2 separate regions of the Mus musculus genome follow, and region 2 is linked to region 1. Evidence: chromatin loops called from intact Hi-C (ENCODE). Cell type or tissue: gastrocnemius. All regions are shown on one strand. Links, peaks and the distances in the headings refer to the core of each region. The heading gives the core; the rest is flanking DNA. Region 1 holds the start of Pgk1 (phosphoglycerate kinase 1). Region 2 holds the start of 5530601H04Rik (RIKEN cDNA 5530601H04 gene).

Region 1 (9,638 bases), core at 521-8,520:
CTGCCTTTTCCTTCTGAGTTGCGGGGATTAAAGGTGTGTGCCTGGCACAATAAACAACATTTTAAAGGTTTTGGCTAAGCTGGACCTGATGGCACAGGCCTGAAATCTCAGTGCTTGGGATAATGGGGCAGGAGGAACCCCAAATTTAAGTCTGGTTTAGGCTACAGAGTGAGTTGGAGTCTCGCTTGGACAGCCTTAAAAAGACCCTGTCCTTAAAAAAACCTGGGATGATTTTGTGGAGTATGTGAGGCACTGGGTCCAATCCTTGGTATAGCTTCTAGCACCTGTCTCTCCAAAGAGTCCAGCTTTTCGTGTATTTTTCTGTGAGAGAATCAATCTCAACTATTGACTCCAATATTAGCAGACATGGAAATATCTCTTAAAAATGTATAGTCAGATGTGGTGGTGTACACCTCTAATCCTGGCACTCAAGAGTTAACACAGGAGGGTTATGAGTTTGAACGTGGCCTGGACCACATAGTGAGACCCTATCACAAAAAAAAAAAAGAATTTACAAAACTGTAAACTTGATCACATAAGTACCATTTAATTCCCCCAATACTGTAGTGAGATGTTTCAGCAGCAAGCAACAGTATACTCAGTATACTCGCATTACAGGTTTGCTTATTTCACATGACAGAAAGATAGGTAGTACAATGGTGCTGGGATTATCTAAGTCAGTAAACCACTGATGTATACCTTTAATCCCTGCACTCACAAGCAAAAAGCAGGTAGACCTCAGTGAGTTCCGAAACCAGCCTGACCAGTGAGCTACAGGAGAGCTATGGTTGTTAACAAAGAGAAACTGTCTCAAGCAAACAAAAATAACAAAAAGAACTCAATTATGGACTCAATGTTTGGGTTATGATTTTGTCTTACAGGACAAAATCATTGCTGAGACTCTGTATTGATTTTTTTCTGAATAATGAAGTACCTCAAAGTTTAGTACTTACAAACAATAAATACTATCTCAGACTTTCTGTGAGTCAGGGATTTGACAATACTTAAACTGGTTTTAGTTGGAAGCATCTCCTGAGATTGTAATTATATGCAGACATGGCTTGACTTGGGGGCAAGAGAGTCCACTTCAAAGGTGGCTGGCTCCTTTACAAAGCTGCAGGCAGCAAGACTCACTTCTATGTTGACTGTTGAAAGGTACTCTGAGTTCCTCACTATCTGGGCCACCCCATGAAACTATTTGAATGATCCTAAGACATGGCAGCTGCTGTTCCCAGAATGAAAGATTATAGAGAGGAAGGGGAAGGAAGGGGGAGAAGTAAGAAGGGGGAGGGAGGGAGGAGAAGAGAAAGAGAGATGGGGAAAGGAGGGAGGGAGGGAGGGAGGGAGGGAGAGATCTCCATAGCTACCTTCCATCATTCTGTTAATTAGAAATGAGTCCATATATGTGCAGGGCTTGCTTTTCTCACTGATTTCCATTGTTCCCAGAACAGCAGACTTCCCTTTTTATCTTATTGACCTAACTTGGGTCACTGCCCATTCCCAGACCAATGCGTGACAAAGGGGCACGTGGGGGATGGGATTACCAGGCTCAGCTTAGGTCAACAGTGATTTGTCCTTTGGTGCTAGGAGATAAGCCTATCTTTGCTGAGCACTGGCCACTAACCCAAACGCTCTATTAAATCGGATTTCTGTAAGCAAGGAAGGTGGGACCTGGTGAGGTAACTGACTGTAATGAATGGGGTTCTGTCAGGAGAAAAACTGTGTCTCTAACATTGTTATAACACCCCAGGGATCTGGTCCATATTTACCCTGCCTCACGTGTATAATTGTAGATTTTTCTATTTTTCAGGTTTTTCTGTTGTCTCATTGTTGGCTGCTTTTCTTTGTCATTTTAGGCCAGTAGTGGAAAAAGCTTCCCAATCTTTATAATCTTCAGTGTTCTTGTGTTTAAGATATAATACTTACTTCATAAAGTTCTTTTCTTTTCTTTTCTTTCTTTCTTTCTTTTTTTTTTTTTTTTTTTTTTTTTTTTGGTTTTCAAGACAGGGTTTCTCTGTATAGCCCTGCCTGTCCTGGAACTCACTCTGTAGACCAGGCTGGCCTCAAAGTCAGAAATCCACCTGCCTCTGCCTCTCAAGTGCTGGGATTAAAGGCGTGCGCCACCATGCCCGGCTATAAAGTTCTTATGCAGAGTAGTGAGTCATGTATATTCAGCCCTCACCAGTGCCTGGCAAACAGCAAGTGCTTAATAACTGGGAAGAATCATTAAGTTAGGGAGTCACACTCTATGTTTGCATAGTTTCCCCTTTGACAGTCAATATTGTAGTTCTACCTTATCTAAGGACAGTTTGACTCATTACAATGATAACTGAGCCAGAATGGAATGCTACTAAATGGTAGGAAGTCCAGAGAATCATTTGGAAATAACTTCCAGGAGTTGTTTCCCAGTAAGGTTGAAAAGGAAGAAAAGTTGGAAAGGATTGGCAAAAACAAATGTTTATCTTAAACACAGACATACATGCAGGCAAAAAACCCCACACGCAAGGATAAACACAAATTAAAAGGTAGTTATATGTAGAGATCTGTAGCTGGCATTAGGGCATTCAGTTCAGTATTGCTGGCACTACGGAGTCTCCTTCAGAACCTGGGCAGGTAGGATGCTTTCATGCGCCCAGAGACCTTGCCATCCACCGTGGAAAAGAATCTCACCAGGATTCAGAGTGGAGAGTTAGCTTGTTAATAAAACAGAAAGACAAAATGTAGGGTCAGTGAGATCAGTTAGCAGGGAAAGGTGCAGACCTCAAAATTTATGGCTTTTTTTTCGTGTGTGTGTGTGTGTGTGTGTGTGTGTGTGTGTGTGTGTGTGTACTTAAATATGTAAGGACAGCCTTCTCAGTCTGTGTAAAGTCGCTTGTATGTATCCGATTTCAGACTGCACTACTGCTATTGGATAACCATGGGGGCTCTCAGCATTCCTGCAGTCCTTTGTCTCTTCCATGTCACGTGGCTCCTGTTACCCAGTTCTTTTTCCGTCCTCTGTTCTCTTAAAACTGTTTCCCTTTCCTGGACCTGTCTCTCCTCTCCATGTATATGCTTATATAAAAAGCTGCATAGGATAGAAAACACATGGTATTGTCTTTCTGAGTTACTTCACATAATATAGTAACTTCCAGAGGTGCTTTGGCCAGTCACTCCTGGATATCTGCCAGTGAGAGAGGTGGAAAGAAAAAACCAGGAGAGTGAACAAGGGCTTCCATTTCTCATGTGCCCTTCAATTTCCTAACTAGTTGTCCTGTCTCAGACCGTCAGGCAAGCACTTTACCACTGAGCACCGTCCTTAGCCCAAATGAGTGTCAGTAGAGATTTAAAGTTTTGTTTTTGTTTTTAAACAGTGCTGGAGATTGGATCCACGGCCTCTGGCCCGCATTTTACCACTGAGCTACACTCCCAAAGCAGTCGAAATCACAGTGGCCCAGGATTGAAATGATCACTTAGATGCTTTGCAGTCTTGATAAGACACTAAATCTTTGTCTATCAGTTACTTCATCTTTAATAACAGAACGTACTTAGGAATTTTATGAGCATTGTTAGTTAGCATGACACATGCTATATGTATTCGTCATTATGAATAATGTAACCACAGCAATTACATTGTACTTTTTATTATAAAAGGGGGGAGGGGAAGGCCTGGTCCTTTTTTAACTTCTGAGAGGTTTCGATTACTAAGTAAGACCTTATGTAGACTTCCATTTGGGAGCTGAGAAAGCAGAGGATTCCAAAAGGGGATGACATTTGCAAAGGTCTAGAAAAGGCGCCTGGGAATTCTACCGGGTAGGGGAGGCGCTTTTCCCAAGGCAGTCTGGAGCATGCGCTTTAGCAGCCCCGCTGGGCACTTGGCGCTACACAAGTGGCCTCTGGCCTCGCACACATTCCACATCCACCGGTAGGCGCCAACCGGCTCCGTTCTTTGGTGGCCCCTTCGCGCCACCTTCTACTCCTCCCCTAGTCAGGAAGTTCCCCCCCGCCCCGCAGCTCGCGTCGTGCAGGACGTGACAAATGGAAGTAGCACGTCTCACTAGTCTCGTGCAGATGGACAGCACCGCTGAGCAATGGAAGCGGGTAGGCCTTTGGGGCAGCGGCCAATAGCAGCTTTGCTCCTTCGCTTTCTGGGCTCAGAGGCTGGGAAGGGGTGGGTCCGGGGGCGGGCTCAGGGGCGGGCTCAGGGGCGGGGCGGGCGCCCGAAGGTCCTCCGGAGGCCCGGCATTCTGCACGCTTCAAAAGCGCACGTCTGCCGCGCTGTTCTCCTCTTCCTCATCTCCGGGCCTTTCGACCTCACGGTGTTGCCAAAATGTCGCTTTCCAACAAGCTGACTTTGGACAAGCTGGACGTGAAGGGGAAGCGGGTCGTGATGAGGTAATTCCGTACTGCTGCCCTCAAGCCCTCGGGGCCACATTCTCTCTGGCCGTGGCAAGCACGGTTTTCCCATCACCTTAAGTTGCACTTATTTTTCAGCTGGGTCTTGGGGGTCCTGGGTTTGGAGGTTAAGGCTGTTCCTCTCACCTCATTGGGGCGGAGACTGTGTCTGAGTTTGCTTTTCTGCGTCCTAACTGCTTCTAGCTTAAAAAGCGACCAAATGTGTCCTTTAGGGAGTTGATCCCACTGATAAAGGGCTCAGATTCTCAGGACTCAATCTTTTTCCCATTTCTGAAGTGCAGTTTCATCTCTTGTAGCGAGAATGGACGTAGTACTTATCCTGCAAATCTCTAGGCCCCTGCTGAGGGACCTTGAAAGGTCATTTAGCTAGTTTCCCTTCCCCCAAGATTCTTGGACCATCCGTGACGAATCCGAAACCGCCCACGTTTCATTGGTCCTGGTACAAATGATTTCTTTCCCAAAAGATGTTGCTCAAAGTCCTCTCGAGTGGAGGTCCCTCTCCCCAAAGAATTGTGGGTGGGAGGGTGAGGCCCACTGGATGAAGCTCTGTATGGCTTATATAACAGGCCTCTGCTGCCCTACCTTGCGGTTGGACTCCTGGCCCTGGGGTTTGCATCAGGATTGTGACACATGCAGGGTGTGGCCGCCGGGAGTTGGAGGCCTGTAACCTCACTCGAGAGGTGGCTAGAGAAGCAGGATGTCAGAACTGAGGAAGGCTCCCACGCACGTGGCACATGTGGGTCCCAGGTCACTGACTTAACTTGGCTTCTCCCTTACCTGAAAGAATTACTAGGGTGTATGCGTCTTCTCCTTTTTGCCTTTCATAATGTATACTTTTTTTTTTTTGCCAGGAGTCAAGGATGATGGTTAGATACATAACTGATGGGCCTGGTTGTTCATGTAACAACTATAGGACCCAAGGATGGGAATTTTTAAGGGCCATTGATGGTCGCAGTGACTGACTACTCTGCCTGCTTGACCTTCTTTGGAAGTGGATGACTGATTGGCAGTAATCCTGGTCCCTTTGAAGATTTGGGCCAGTTCAAGTGAGGGCATCCTTTAGATACTAACACATGTAAGGGAACAGAGGTTCTCTGGCTTCTGTACAGGCACTTATTTTATCGTAGCCAATATTGGTAGGTGGCCTTCTCTTCCTGGGCTGATATCCAGAACCAACCCACTGTATTATGTTCATGCAAAACACTTAATGTTACCCCAAATGGGATAGAATAATCAGGATGGAGCAGAAATCCCAGCCACCCTAATCATAGATAAAGGGCAGGTTCTAGCTAACTTTTCATTCTGTTCTAAGGACAAAAGATTCATCCTGTGAGGGAGACAGGCACTACTGGCTTGAGGCTGACCTTTTCAGATGCATGCAGCTGCTCAAAGACAAGACAGTGGGCCATTGTGCTGGTCACTTTTGTGGGATGGCAGTTTGGGATTTTATGCTATTTTCTACAGAGAAACTATCTTAAAGGAATTAACTCCGGTTGAGGGTGAGACAGGAGGCAACAGTTCTCTTTTGCCCCAAATCAAGCTTCATTTAACCCAGGTTAACCTTTAAGCCTGGAAAAGACTGGCTGGCCTCCTTTGGCTGATGGAAAAGGGCGCTGTGAAGGTTATTGAGGTCTAGAGAATGTAGCAGAGGCAGGACTAGGATTTGGGTCTCTTTAGCTCCTTGAGCCTGACTCAGGAACAGGTTGGGATAGACTTTATCTGTCGAGTTTGCAGTCCTGTATAATATGGATACATTGTACTTGGTTGGTATTTAGGCCACAGTGGTGAAGTTGCTTGGTTTCCAGATTAATGCATCTTGCATGGGGAGTTGCCTTGTAGGCTTCTGTGAGGAGTCTAGGCAGCCATGCCTGGGTGAGCTCAATACCTTTTTTGTTTCAGTGCCTTTTGTGGTAGTTGCTGGCAGTGCTTCAGAAATGGGGCCTCCTGCATCCTGGGCCCGTTCACTCACCTCCTTTCTGCCCTGTAGAAGGGTGCTCTTGTTTTCTGACTAGTCCCTTGCTTTAAGTTGGCAAGGGAAGTTGATTTGTTGTTGGTAACTTTTATTAGTTTTCATTGTGTTGGGGAATCTAACACTAGCCACCTTGTGCCTGAGCACCCTACCACTGAGTCACCCCAGTTCCTTTTGGAGAAACTTTAAAATAAGCCAGAAACACCAACAGGTTCCGCCTCACTCTAGTTGATTTTACAAGGCTCTGTGAGTACATTTCCTGCTGATTTTTGTCATGTCATTTCCTTTTCACCCATAGGTCCCTAGTCATCCTTTGCTTGCTGGCACTTCTCTTTCTTGTACGTTTTCTTCCCTCAACCTCACTGGTTTTCTTTTGGGACTTTCGAAGCAACAGCTCTGGTGGGAAGAGGAAAACGGAGAGCAGACACCATCGTACTAGCAGACTTTAGCAATCAGTCCACAAGGCAGTGGTGGGCATGGTTCCTTCCCATAGTTTTAGTAGAACAGGGCCTGGAATCTCGAGATTTCAACAAAGACGTGATATTCTAATTTAATGTTCTCTATATAAAGTTTTTGTTTTGTTTCTTTGCTTTGTGTTTTTGAAGTCCTGGAACTCACCAAGTTGGCCTGGAACTCTTGCCTCTGCCTCCTGCGGGGTGTGCTGTAGCCACCACCATTCTGCTTTGAAAAAGTTTTATTTTGGAGTAATTATGGAGTTGTAAAAGATTGCAAAGACTGCACAGAAACTCAGTTTTTCCCAGTATATACGTATTTAGATGTATGTATGCTCAGTATATATGTATATATGTGTGTGTGTATACACCACGTTCCCCACCCCCAAGTGAACAAGTGATTTGTGTAAGGAACGTTGTTCCTGCTTTGGAGTCTTCAGGAGAGAAGCTAAAGGCCGAGTTGTAAGTCTAGGAGAGAGTGAAGGTCAAAGGCAATCAAGAGGTCAGTGAGAACTAATCCAGTTTTCATCGGTAAGCTGATGTCATCACAGCTTGGATAGAAGCCACAGATGGTTGGATATTTTAGCCCAAAGGCATTCATTCCTTCTTGTAAGGTTCTGGGTGCAGGAAGCAGCACTATCCACCCTGTGCAGTTAACCCTTTTGTCTATTATCTTCTCTAGGAGGCTGCAAGAGGGGGAACTCAGTCCTGGTAATGGGATATTGGATCTGCTGTGGTCTGCACTTTAAGGCTGGCAAGGGCCTGCTCAGGATATTTAAAGAGGGTGCCTTAAGTGCCTGAAACCAACTAGAGTGCATTTCTTTTTTCTTTCTTTCTTTCTTTCTTTCTTTCTTTCTTTCTTTCTTTCTTATCTTTCTTTTCGAGACAGGGTTTCTCTGTATAGCCCTGGCTGTCCTGGAGCTCACTTTGTAGAACAGGCTGGCCTCGAACTCAGAAATCCACCTGCCTCTGCCTCCCAAGATTAAAGGTGTGCGCCACCACACCTGGCTTAGAGTGCATTTCTTTGTTCAGAGGCACACTGCCTTTTAATTTTAAATCGGAATCAAGAAGTATGTCCCTCAAGCTCCTTTGTGCGGTAGATTGGTCTTCAGGGTAGAGAGGAAGCCAGTGACCTGCAGGGTTTGTGGTCACTGCAGACGGGAAAGACCAGTGAAAATGGGAAAGATGGAGTTTCATAATCAAGACCAGTGGCAGTCTTGACCCCTCATTGCAGCCCCTTAGTGAGTGGTACCAAAAGTAATGCTTTTATTATCGTTCTTTCAAATAGCAGTTATAGTTTGGGGAATCAATGGCATATAATAACTAACACCAGTGTGATACTAGGTGGCACTTCTAAACCTTTTAACATTTATAACTCTTAGCCAGATACTATAATCATTTCACAGATTTAAGAAAAAAATAATGAAAAATGTCTTGGGTGGATGTCTTGGTATATACTTGATCTTAGTATTCATTCAGGAGATGAATGAAGGCAAGCTACATGGCAGAAAAATCTCTCAAAATCATGGCAGACACAACTTAGTAAAATCACCACCCCGTAGGAAAGGGTTCAGAATCGGTTCCTAATGGTAAAGCAGGACTGGGGGTGTCGTGCTCAGGTCCCTGGGTTCAATCCCCAGCACCAGCACAAAAAAGAAAGGCAGTCATCTGTTAGGTCAGAAGGAGCATCTTCATTGTATTAGCTTGTATTTTCTTGATCATATGCCTCCCACTTATCTATTGTCAGTGGGCCGAGGCACATCTCACTCATTTTCCCCCCCTCAGGTTTTTTTGAAAGCCACTATTATCTAATATTGAAGTATTGTTTTGCCTATTCAAGTTCCAATCAGGCATTCTCTAGAAAGAAGGAAATTCTCTTGCTGTGTTTTTTTGTTTTTGTTTTTTTAAAATTTCTTTTCTTTGGGGAATGTTATCCCAAGGAGCCAGAAGCAATATCAAGATAACTAGAATCAAGGGGCGTTACTTATTACCTGTTCCCCACTCAGACTGCTACAGAGACCATCACACTAAACAGAATTAAGCTCAGGCCCTTGTGGAGTTGAGACAATAACTTGCTTTCTTCCACCCATGGGTCTTGGGGATAACACTCAGGTAGGTGGTCAGGCTTGCCAACAAGTGCCCGTGCCCTGAGCCATCTTGCCAACCCTGTCTTTTAACGACTTCAATAAAATACTTAGGGACCAAGAAATTGATCATGGCTACGAAACTGAAACCTTTTTCTTTTCTAGGGTGGACTTCAACGTTCCTATGAAGAACAACCAGATAACAAACAACCAAAGGTAAGATTCCTCTTAAACCTGGCTTAGGTTATATTTGAGTATCTGGACTACAAATTTCTTTCTTTCCACACTGGGAGTACAGCAGTTGAAGCCATGGTTTTGATTTACTAACCTGTCAGTGTGGGAGTTAATATTCTAAATTTATGAAAAAATATTGTATTAAAAAACAGTCCTAAGCAGGGTGTGGTAGGGTATGCCTATTCCTTTAGTCCCAGCACTTGGGAGGCAGAGGTCTCATCTTGAGACCGAAAACAACCTGGTCTGCACAAAGAGTTCTAGGATAGCCAGGTCTGTAGAGAGATCCAAGGAAAAAAAAAGCAAAAAATCAAAAAACAAAAAACCCACACAAACAAAACAAACAACCTCCTCTGCTGGTCGTCCCCCCCGCCCCCCCCAAATATAGCTTGACATAATGGTGTATCCCTTTAATCCTAGCGCCTGGGAGTCTGGATTTAGGAGGCCCATGAGTTTTAAGTTGAAAGTAGCCTGAGGTATTACAAAGCCAGTTTCAGGTCATCCTAG
Region 2 (9,638 bases), core at 743-8,742, 1.1 Mb before region 1:
TAACAGTGCCTCCTCCATTAACATACACAAAAGCCAGGCGCCTTCGTATATGGAAGGGGAGCTTTCCCCACCAATGTTTGGATCACAGTGATTCCACTGTTTTCCTCTACTCTGTTGTGCTCTAGGCAGTTATCTTCTTTCATTCTACCACTGAGCAGATATGCTCGACTTCTCTTTAACCAAAGTTCATTTGGGAGGCAGGTTGGGCCCACAACAATCCTGGGCCCTCCCTTTACAGTTCCTGACATCCGAAGGAAGACATGTGGATGGTTCAGTCCACACTGATATGAACTAAAGTAGATTGCTGCACAATTGGTAAAGAAACTTTATTCGCCTGATGTTAGTGCTGTCCTGGAGGCTTACTGATGAATAAGCTCACACTAGCTCTTTCTGAACTCTGGCTGCCTGGTTCAATTCAGCTGTTCTGGCTCAAACTCCTTTCCAAGCTGATTGATTAAATCTGGCTTCTCTCAGCTTCTCACTGAATTCCTCTGTGCAGCCTTAAACTAATGCTGGCAATCTGTTCTAATCTTCTGACTCCTTTTTATTCTTTGCCTTGAATTGCTCCTGCAGGAACTCATGAACAAACTCAAAGCACTGCCTCTACACTCACTCAACTGAACTGCATCAAACTGACTGAACTGTCCTCCAGTTAGATGTCATTTTCAAATGTCGATGTTTCCTACTATAAACTAACTTTACTTTCATGGTTTGGGAATGAAGGTATGTACTAAAGGTATGTCTGGATTCCAGCCAGATGAATTAAAGGTGTATAGTCCCTTGCCAGAGCTGTTTAATCCAGCTGCTGCTGGATTAAAGTTCCTTTACACATGGTCCTTCCCTATTGACCTCCATAGATTGTCCTGCTTCTTAGCTACCATTCTTATCAATATGTCACAAAGCAAGAGATCCATGGTAGTCGTTAGATCTCAATAAGGACAATTACAATACCTGAGAGTTGGTAGGCTACAGCATGGTGGTAGCTACAAGAACTATATTTTTGGACACTACTTGCCCTTCATGCTCTACAGAAGCCATCAAGTACCAGGATCTATGAAGTGACTCATCGAAGCACTTTGGTCAGGAGAGTTGGGTCTTCAAGGAGCATCTTATGCTCATATACTGCCTAGCCCACAACAAGGATATCCTGTAAGTCACCTACCTCCTCCAGGTGTACATGTAGCTCATCACTGTCTTGATGAAGTTCTGGAACGTCAAAGGGAGGCAATGGGATGCCTGGGCATTCTTTCCATTTAATCTAGTCGCCCTCTGTTCTCCACCCTGCCACAAATCAAGCACAATCTGTTTTCGCCTTGTCCTCATTTGTCATATATATAACAAATACACACCAAGTCACTTACTAGAAAACAAGGAAGTGTACCCTTTCATGTTAGTTCACTTTAACAGCTGAGAACAAACAGCATTCCAAACAGAAACTACTTGGATACTACCCCCTATACACACATAGGGAGAGGCATACCAGACTTATTTATTACCAGTTTGGTAATAAGATCTTCATTTACAGCATGATAATTCCAACATATCCCCCCCCCCCCATACACATTTTAAGTTATTTGAGGTGATTGCTGGCATATAAGCACGTCATCTCACTCAGGGAGCCAGTTCTCAGACTGCTCATTGCCTCTTTTTTTCACCAGGGCCCAGTATTTCCTGAATAAAGCCTAGGAACAATTTCTACCCACTGGCCCAAATTAGAATCCTTGCAGTTATCTCCAGCCTCATTCATGTCTGATGGTTTCTTCTACTTCCCTTCGCCTGCATCCTGAATTTCTCTCTATAGCATATTATAGTATACATAATAACACGCGCACACACACATGCACAGACAGTGTGGATAACTAAGAATCCTATAGCCTGTCTGCTTTTAGAAGTCAGGACTTTAGAGGCTAATCCTTCCCATCATCAATAACCATGCTCACCTAAGAAAGCTAGGGTCCAACACAGCACAAGGCCTACAGTATGGTCCATGGACCAGCCTATGACTCAGACTATGCATGTGATATGTAAGTGCATCAAAGCCTCTGGAAAGTGCAGATTTACTGGTTAGTGAAGAGCTGGGATACTGGTTAGTGGTTTGCAAATTTAATTACATGTCAGAATCAACTGAAAAGTACATAAAACAGTGGCTGGGCCAGAAACCCAGTTTTGATGTAATGAGTCTAGGCTTATGGTGTTGTTGGTCTGGAATTCTGCTTGTAGAAACATTGGGTTAGAGATGAAGCTGGACTGAGACCATGCTGTATTTCTTTGTTGTTAAACTGCTTTGGTTTCTTATATTTAAGGAGTTCAGCTATCAGTCTGTCCAGGTCATTTGAATGTGGGAATACGGAGGAAGCCCTTAGCAGGGGTTAGTGTTTGCTAAATTACAAATGGATGCAAGCAGTCAGTAATGATTATGGCTCAAAACACACCGTGGCATGACATCTTACTTCCTCTAAGCAGCTTTTCCCAACTATAAGAAATGTCTGTCCTCAAAAAAATGTACCTACATTATATGCAAAATATAGTCCTAAATCTTAGTATTTACAACAAAGAAGACAAATTACTCTACAGCCTGTATCTGGAAAAGAGGAAGGTGCTGACTACAGAAAGAACTGCATCCTAGCCAACTACAAGCTGCCATCCAACACAATGGGACAAAAAAATGCCATTGTCTGCGACACAAACAGCTTGCTGGGGTGCCCTTAATATTCCAACTGAAGTCAAGTAGTAAAGTGTCTTTAAGCAGGAAATGCAGAAAAATGTCCACACTGTCCTTACATTACAGCAATGTGCCAATCCATTTACCATTCTCAACTCCCCCCTGCAACCGCAGCTCATGTTTCCCTGCCTACCTGGACACTTACCTTGCCTGAGTCTAGGTACACTTGTTTTGCCAGAAATCCAATTTTCTCAGATCACTTGGTCAAGTGTCCACAGGCATTAGCTTGGACTGTGAAACCTTGAATCTTACCATGGCTTCTTTCTGGAGATCTTTCTGTTTTTATTTCTCCTCATTATGCACTCCAAACCTAGAGAGAGAAACAGGCCAAAGGTGATGCTAGCATACACCTATAGTCTCAGGACATGGGAGAAGGATAGAAAATTCAAGGTTGAAGTCAACCTAAACTACAGGAAACCCTATAAAAGTGAGGGAGAGAGGGCGGGGGTGGGGGGACGACGGGACCCAGACTGGGAGGGAAGAGATGGAGAGAAGAGGGAAGTGAGAGAAGAGGAAGGTGATACAGAATAGGAAGGGACCAACAAGACAAGCATGAACTGTACCTGGGATAACTGGAAGGGTTCTAATTTTGCCCACAAACAATATGTCTGGGTTTATTTGATTCAATTTACCATGCTGTTGTCACTATTTCACAATGCTGAATCATCACAAGATTCTTTATAAAACACCTTCACAGTTACAGTGCAGCAAGGCCCCATCCCAAACTCTTAACCAGAATTAGAACTCTACTAGTATTCACGGATAGCACTGGAGCTCCGCTTGTACCACACTTACGTCATAGCAAAGGGAAGCCCACAGATGTCCAATCTGAAAGGATGAGATCCCAGGACCCAGAGAGAATGAAGACACGGTGGGAAAGCAGAAGAGAAAATGGAAGGGAATCAGGCATCCCCACCCTCAGGACGCTGGGACTAAGTCAGAGGAAGCCTTTAACTGGAATGCTCAAAGCCCTAACATGCACACACTGTTGTCCAAGATCTAGAGCTGGCACTTCTGGATCCACTGAACCCCTCTAGTCCAACTTTCTAGAACTACTAGAAATGATGCAGTAATCATCTGTACCTGAAGTCTTTTCAAAGTCATTAATTGCCACCATTCCTGATGTCCTCAATCATCATTTCTAAAGGAAGTAAGGTCTGACCACTTAGTTAAAATAAGGGTACTCCCTGCTGTATAGCTTGGCCTGTTTTACTTTCTATTACTCATGTTTATCTGAAATTAAGTCAACCATTTATTTATAGTCTGGCTCCAGATACTAGAATAAACAGTACCTGAGAAGCAAGTGGATGTGTCTCAGGTATCCAGGGTCTGGCAATTCATGGGCTCAGATGTTTTCCTGAATGAAAGGATGGATGGATGTCTAGACAGGTGTGTGGATTTATGCCCTTAGAATTCCAGTGCTAGATGCCCGCCCCCTCCCGTCCCCCGCAACCGCCCCCGAGCCAACCCCAGCCCTGACGAAACAAACTTCCCGCCAAACATCTTTCTGGCCCAGAAAACACAGCAGACTGGGTAATTCAGTACAGCCCAGTGCACATGTGCAAATAGGACAGGGACTGTTCCTTTTTGTGCTAAGGTCGGGAGACTAAGGTCTCCCCCGCTCCCCCCTCATCCCCCAGCCCCAGCCCCGGGTTTCATTTCCATCGATAAAGGCAGCCACCTCACACCGGTGCTGGAACAAAATTCTCAGGCCGTACTCTACCGCGGGTGAAGTTCCGTACAAACCGATAAACAAGAACAGGCTTCCCATCATCCCTGGCATCCTGAACACCGGAACCGCGACTTTAAAACAGCCGGAACTTCCTGCTGCTGCCATGGTTTCCAGACTCTAATTTGAAGAAACTAGGTGTCAATCAATTGCGAATTCACTTCCGGGGCAATCTCCGGAGCTAAACGGTGGGGCATCCTGGTCAGTCGGCTTTAGCCTTCCTTTTACATTTTGTCTCTTTGTACCTTCACTGGTCTCTTCCAGAACAAACAGCCAAAGTCGTGCATAAAGAAAACACACTCCCGGACTTTGTTTTTTACTTTATAAAAATAGCCGCTTGATGGCAGCATGATTTCACTGATGCGCTCAGACCCGCTCTTCCCCCGCCCTTTGTGTTTAGAAAAAACAACACCTCAGTCAAAAAACTACTTCCTTACAGAAATTTGGATCTTCTCTGGCATTTTATAGCCCCAGGTTTTCCTGATTCTAAGCCAATCTAATGACTGGAAAAAAATATTTTTAATGTGTTTCTTTGATTACTATTTCTTTATTTTGATACTGGCTTACTGTATACTTTCTCGGATATGCATTTGTTTTTTTGTTTTTTTGTTTTTTTTTTTTGTTTTTTTTTTGGTTAGGACAGCAATATCTCCCATAGAGTACAATTTTTATTTTTATTTTTTTTTAAAAATACAGCAGCTTATAATGGTAAATAAAAGCATGGAAGTTTAGTTTGTGCTTCTATTAATAATATGAGACTGCATACTTTCTAACCATTATAAATTAACTTTTCACATTTTAGAGGTTGGTAATTATAAAACAAAGGAACGAAATGGTTATGACCTCAGTGCTTTGAGCCTTGTTGCTTGCTATTCCAGAGGAACTGTTTCATTACAAGATGGAAGAGATGTCAAGGAATTCACTCCCATGCCATGCCTTTTAATAAAAATCGCCTAATCTTGTTTACAAGGGTTCTCCATCAAAACTTCTAAAGCCCATGCCTCCAAGCCTTACTGATTAAGTTCTGTGACCAAAATATTAATACTGTTGTAGCTAACTGCCATAAATTGAACATAAAACTATGTTAGCTGGTGCTCCACACTGCATGAACTTGTATAGAATAACTACAAGTTGGATAGTTTTGTTCCCATTTTACAAGTGAGTATGTGTGTGTGCATATATAAAATTATATATAACATACATAATTTTATATGTACAAGACTATTTTAAAATAGCATAATTAGGAATCAACTTAATTTATCACGTGTTGGAATTAAAAGTATTTGATGTTCTCTAGTTTTTCCTTCCTGAAAAGCAAATCTGTTCACTGGGTGCAAAAACACAGTAGCTGGAGTTCTTGTTTGGCCTCTTGGAATTAATTTTCTTACTTCATGGTAGATTATTAAAAGGCATCTGAAGAGAGACAGAAGGTGGAAAGAAAGAGAGGTTTGGTTTGACCTTAGGCAGGACCATGTTTAGTCACAGGAGGGAGCATCTTGTCACCCACATGAGCAATGGTGAAAATGCCTACAAGGGGAAATGGTTCTATGGGCCCCTTGTAGGGGCAGAGATGTCCAGATAGGAAGCTTAGAAGAATACTCTTTCAGCAGGAAACTTTCACTTCACACACTGGGAAAATTGCAGCAGCTCTTGATGGCAATAAGGCAGGATGGAAGTGGGATTCTGGACTATGACACAAAGTTAAGAGACAACACATCAAGTGGCCAATGTCCTGGTTAGGATTATGTAAACTTGACAAAAGCAACAGTCACCTGGGAACAAGGACTCTCAACTGAGAATATGCCTTTGTTAATTTGGCCTAGCAGCAATTCTGTAGGGCATTTTCTTGATTGATATTGATTTATTTATTAACCACCCCCTGGGCATGTGGTCCTTGGTGGCATAAGAAAGCAGACTGAGCAAGCCTAGGGGAGCCAGCCTGTGAGCTGGATTTGCTTTGGCTTCCGTTCCCACCTGTAGTTCCTGCTCTAACTTTCTTCAGTAATGGACTATGATGTAGACATAAATATAAAGGGAATGAGCCCTTTCCTGTCTGAGTTGCTTTGGTCCTGGTGTTTTACCATGTCAATAGAAACCCTGAGACAGCCAATAAACAAACATTTAGAAATTCTGAGAAACAGAATGAACAAACGTAAATGAGTGCCTATAAACTAAACTCTGAAAGCAATAATCACATAAGCCTCGTTATTGTCCAGCATGGAACATGTTTGGTAATTACATTATAGTACATGATATTCAATTCAAAAAGTGGGACTGGAGACATGGCTCAACGGTTAATAGTTATTTGGGGTTTCCAGCACCTATGGCTATAACTGTACAAACTTTCTGTGCCTGACCCAGATCTGAATAAAGACATTTATTCAGGAGACTTACATTTACTATAAGCTTTAGCACTAAAGCTGGGCAGATTCTCAGCTATTCTACCCAACAATACTGGCCTGGCCTATGACCTACCATGTGACTCCTTAGGAACCTCCCCTTTAGTCCCAACTTTCTTCTTCCTCCACTGGCTTGCAACTCTCCTGATTTGCTATTGGCCATTCAGCTCTTTATTGACAGGTGAATGTTTTTACACAGTGCACAAGAGATTATCCCTATATCTGGCAGCTGAAGGCTGCTTATAACTTCAGCTCCATAGTATCTAATGCCTTATTCTGGCTTCCACAGGCAAATACATCTACATGAAAATTCATATATATACATATACAATAACAAAAATCCTTATAAGTTTTCAAAAAGTAATGGGAAATTCAGTTTATACAGAAAAGTTTGAAACCTTATCCAGTATAAATTAGGGAAAACGAAATAAGGTCATTGATTGTTCAGCATGAATCAAACAGCACGCCTGCCATGTAGACATTCTTTGGGGCATGATTATTATGGAGTTGTCGGCAATTGGACTAAGTAAAAATGATTAGCCTTAAAACGTGTTCCCACAACCAGGGAGAAGAAACAACCAAACAAAGCTATCTGTGGTCGGAAAAGGCGTGACAGAGCATTCCACTATGGCATTGTACTGGCTAGTTTTGTGTCAACTTGACACCGGCTGGAGTTATCACAGAAAAAGGAGCTTCAGTTGGGGAAATACCTCCACAAGATCCAGCTGCAAGGCATTTGCTCAATTAGTGATCAAGTCCCCTTGTGGGTGGTGCCATCTCTGGGCTGATAGTCTTGGTTCTATAAGAGAGTAGGCTGAGCAAGCCAGGGGAACCAAGCCAGTAAGGAACATCCCTCCATGGCTTCTGCATCAGCTCCTGCTTTCAGACCTGCTTGAGTTCCAGTCCTGACTTCCTTGGTGATGAACAGCAATGTGGAAGTGTAAGCTGAATAAACTCCTCCCCAACTGTTTCTTGGTCATGATGTTTGTGCAGGAATAGAAACCCTGACTAAGACAGGCATCAATGCATTGAGAAAATACAATGGTAATATTTGCTTTTCTATTTACAAGGCTTCAAATTTTCACATGGTGCCATGTTTTTATCTCTAGCTAAATACCTGTCACATCTCTTCACTAGAACAATCAGGCTATAAGAGACCTGCTTTAGCATCTATTTCCTGCATGCATCTGTGAGAAAGACCTCACAATATCTCTTGTAGCTGGGATGCTGGGATTCTTTCGACACTGACTTTCCTAATGGTTGAGGAAACAAATTAACAGATTTTTTTTTCCAAGATACAATTTGATTTCTTTGTTATCATTGATAGAAATATTGGGAAGTTAGCTGAAATTTGAGTCAGGATATTAGCACATTGTTTAATAACATTCTTCTTGTCAGAAATAGAATCTGATTGATAACTTTTCTAAGGTACCTTGAGCTATCTCATGTGTACGTATAAAGTGACAGAAAACATTAGGACTGCTAATTCCTACTAGTCTAGCTATTTTTCCTACCCAAACTCTACTTAGCTACCCCCACTAATCCAAAAAAAACTTTACAATAGAAAACTTTCAAAGAGGAGAGGAACAGAGCCATGTTTTAGGCTGTATAAACAGCTCTCTACACTGTGTGTGCCTGCCATTCTAGGCTGATGTCTTACTTTCCAAGGTCAAAAAATAAACTGCCTCACTTATAATACATATTCTCATTATGAAGTGAGAATCATTTCTAATGTTTTGGAAATTTTCCAAGGATATAATTTTTCAATCACACATTTGAAAATAGCAGATTTAATCAGCATCCAAACGCTGACACCATTGCATACACTAGAAAGATTTTATTGAAAGGACCCAGATGTAGCTGTCTCTTGTGAGACTATGCCGGGGCCTAGCAAACACAGAAGTGGATGCTCACAGTCAGCTAATGGATGGATCACAGGGCTCCCAATGGAGGAGCTAGAGAAAGTAGCCAAGGAGCTAAAGGGATCTGCAACCCTATAGGTGGAACAACATTATGAACTAACCAGTACCCCGGAGCTCTTGACTCTAGCTGCATATATATCAAAAGATGGCCTAGTCGGCCATCACTGGAAAGAGAGGCCCATTGGACTTGCAAACTTTATATGCCCCAGTACAGGGGAACACCAGGGCCAAAAAGGGGGAGTGGGTGGGCAGGGGAGTGGGGGTGGGTGGATATGGGGGACTTTTGGTATAGCATTGGAAATGTAAAAGAGCTAAATACCTAATAAAAAATGGAAAAAGAAAAAAAAATAAAAGAGAATGGACGCTAAAAAAAAAAAAAAAAGAAGAAAAGAAAATAGCAGATTTTAGAACAATTCTAAAAAACCACCTACTAGCATGTCTTACCATTGCTTTGTCACTCCAGATATTTGGTGCCAACTGAAGAGACTAAGAAACTTGCTCAGATTACTAAAAGTCCAAAGCAAACTATGGCAACCCACAAAATCTTCCCCAAATAAGTAAATGATAAGAGGCATGATGATAAAAACAAAACAAAACAAAATAATGGCAAAGTATCAGAGTTACTCTTGCAAAAACAAAGACTATTAAATATAATTTGAGTACCAATCTCTTTGGCTTCAACCTTTATTCCACAAACAAAACAAAACAAAACAAAACAAAACAAAACAAAACAAAAACCTTCTTTCCGTGGGAGAACATTTTCTTTTTCATTTTTCATGGGTTGGGCAGTCAATACACCTCATGAATGAAGAACACAGACAGAAAAATAAGCACCAGTAGTTAACATTAGATTTTAACAACTGTTT

Evidence for each region. A loop is a pair of places that touch in the nucleus more often than their neighbours do. Peaks named below come from ENCODE experiments on the same cell type or tissue, not always from the same donor. Only the 100,000 strongest peaks of a DNase experiment are listed, where the experiment ranks them.
Region 2: a loop joins it to region 1, with 4 times the contacts of the local background. A loop is called at or near these places in 2 of 42 quality-filtered maps.

What each region holds. Positions count from the first base shown.
Region 1 is chrX:106,182,942-106,192,579 of GRCm38, forward strand. Pgk1 (phosphoglycerate kinase 1) reads left to right here and starts at 4,159. Exons shown (of 11, transcript NM_008828.3): 1 at 4,159-4,374; 2 at 9,066-9,116. The coding sequence starts at 4,310. In gastrocnemius, for the core only: no CTCF peak of the experiment used is centred there; DNase peaks (open chromatin) are centred at 4,005 and 4,936; H3K4me3 peaks cover 5,226 bases; H3K27ac peaks cover 5,395 bases.
Region 2 is chrX:105,065,597-105,075,234 of GRCm38, forward strand. It overlaps 5530601H04Rik (RIKEN cDNA 5530601H04 gene), which reads right to left and starts at 4,528. Exons shown (of 5, transcript NR_015467.1): 1 at 4,404-4,528; 2 at 4,015-4,079; 3 at 2,868-3,032; 4 at 1,163-1,281. In gastrocnemius, for the core only: a CTCF peak has its summit at 4,778 (motif pointing right); a DNase peak (open chromatin) is centred at 4,582; H3K4me3 peaks cover 1,806 bases; H3K27ac peaks cover 1,498 bases.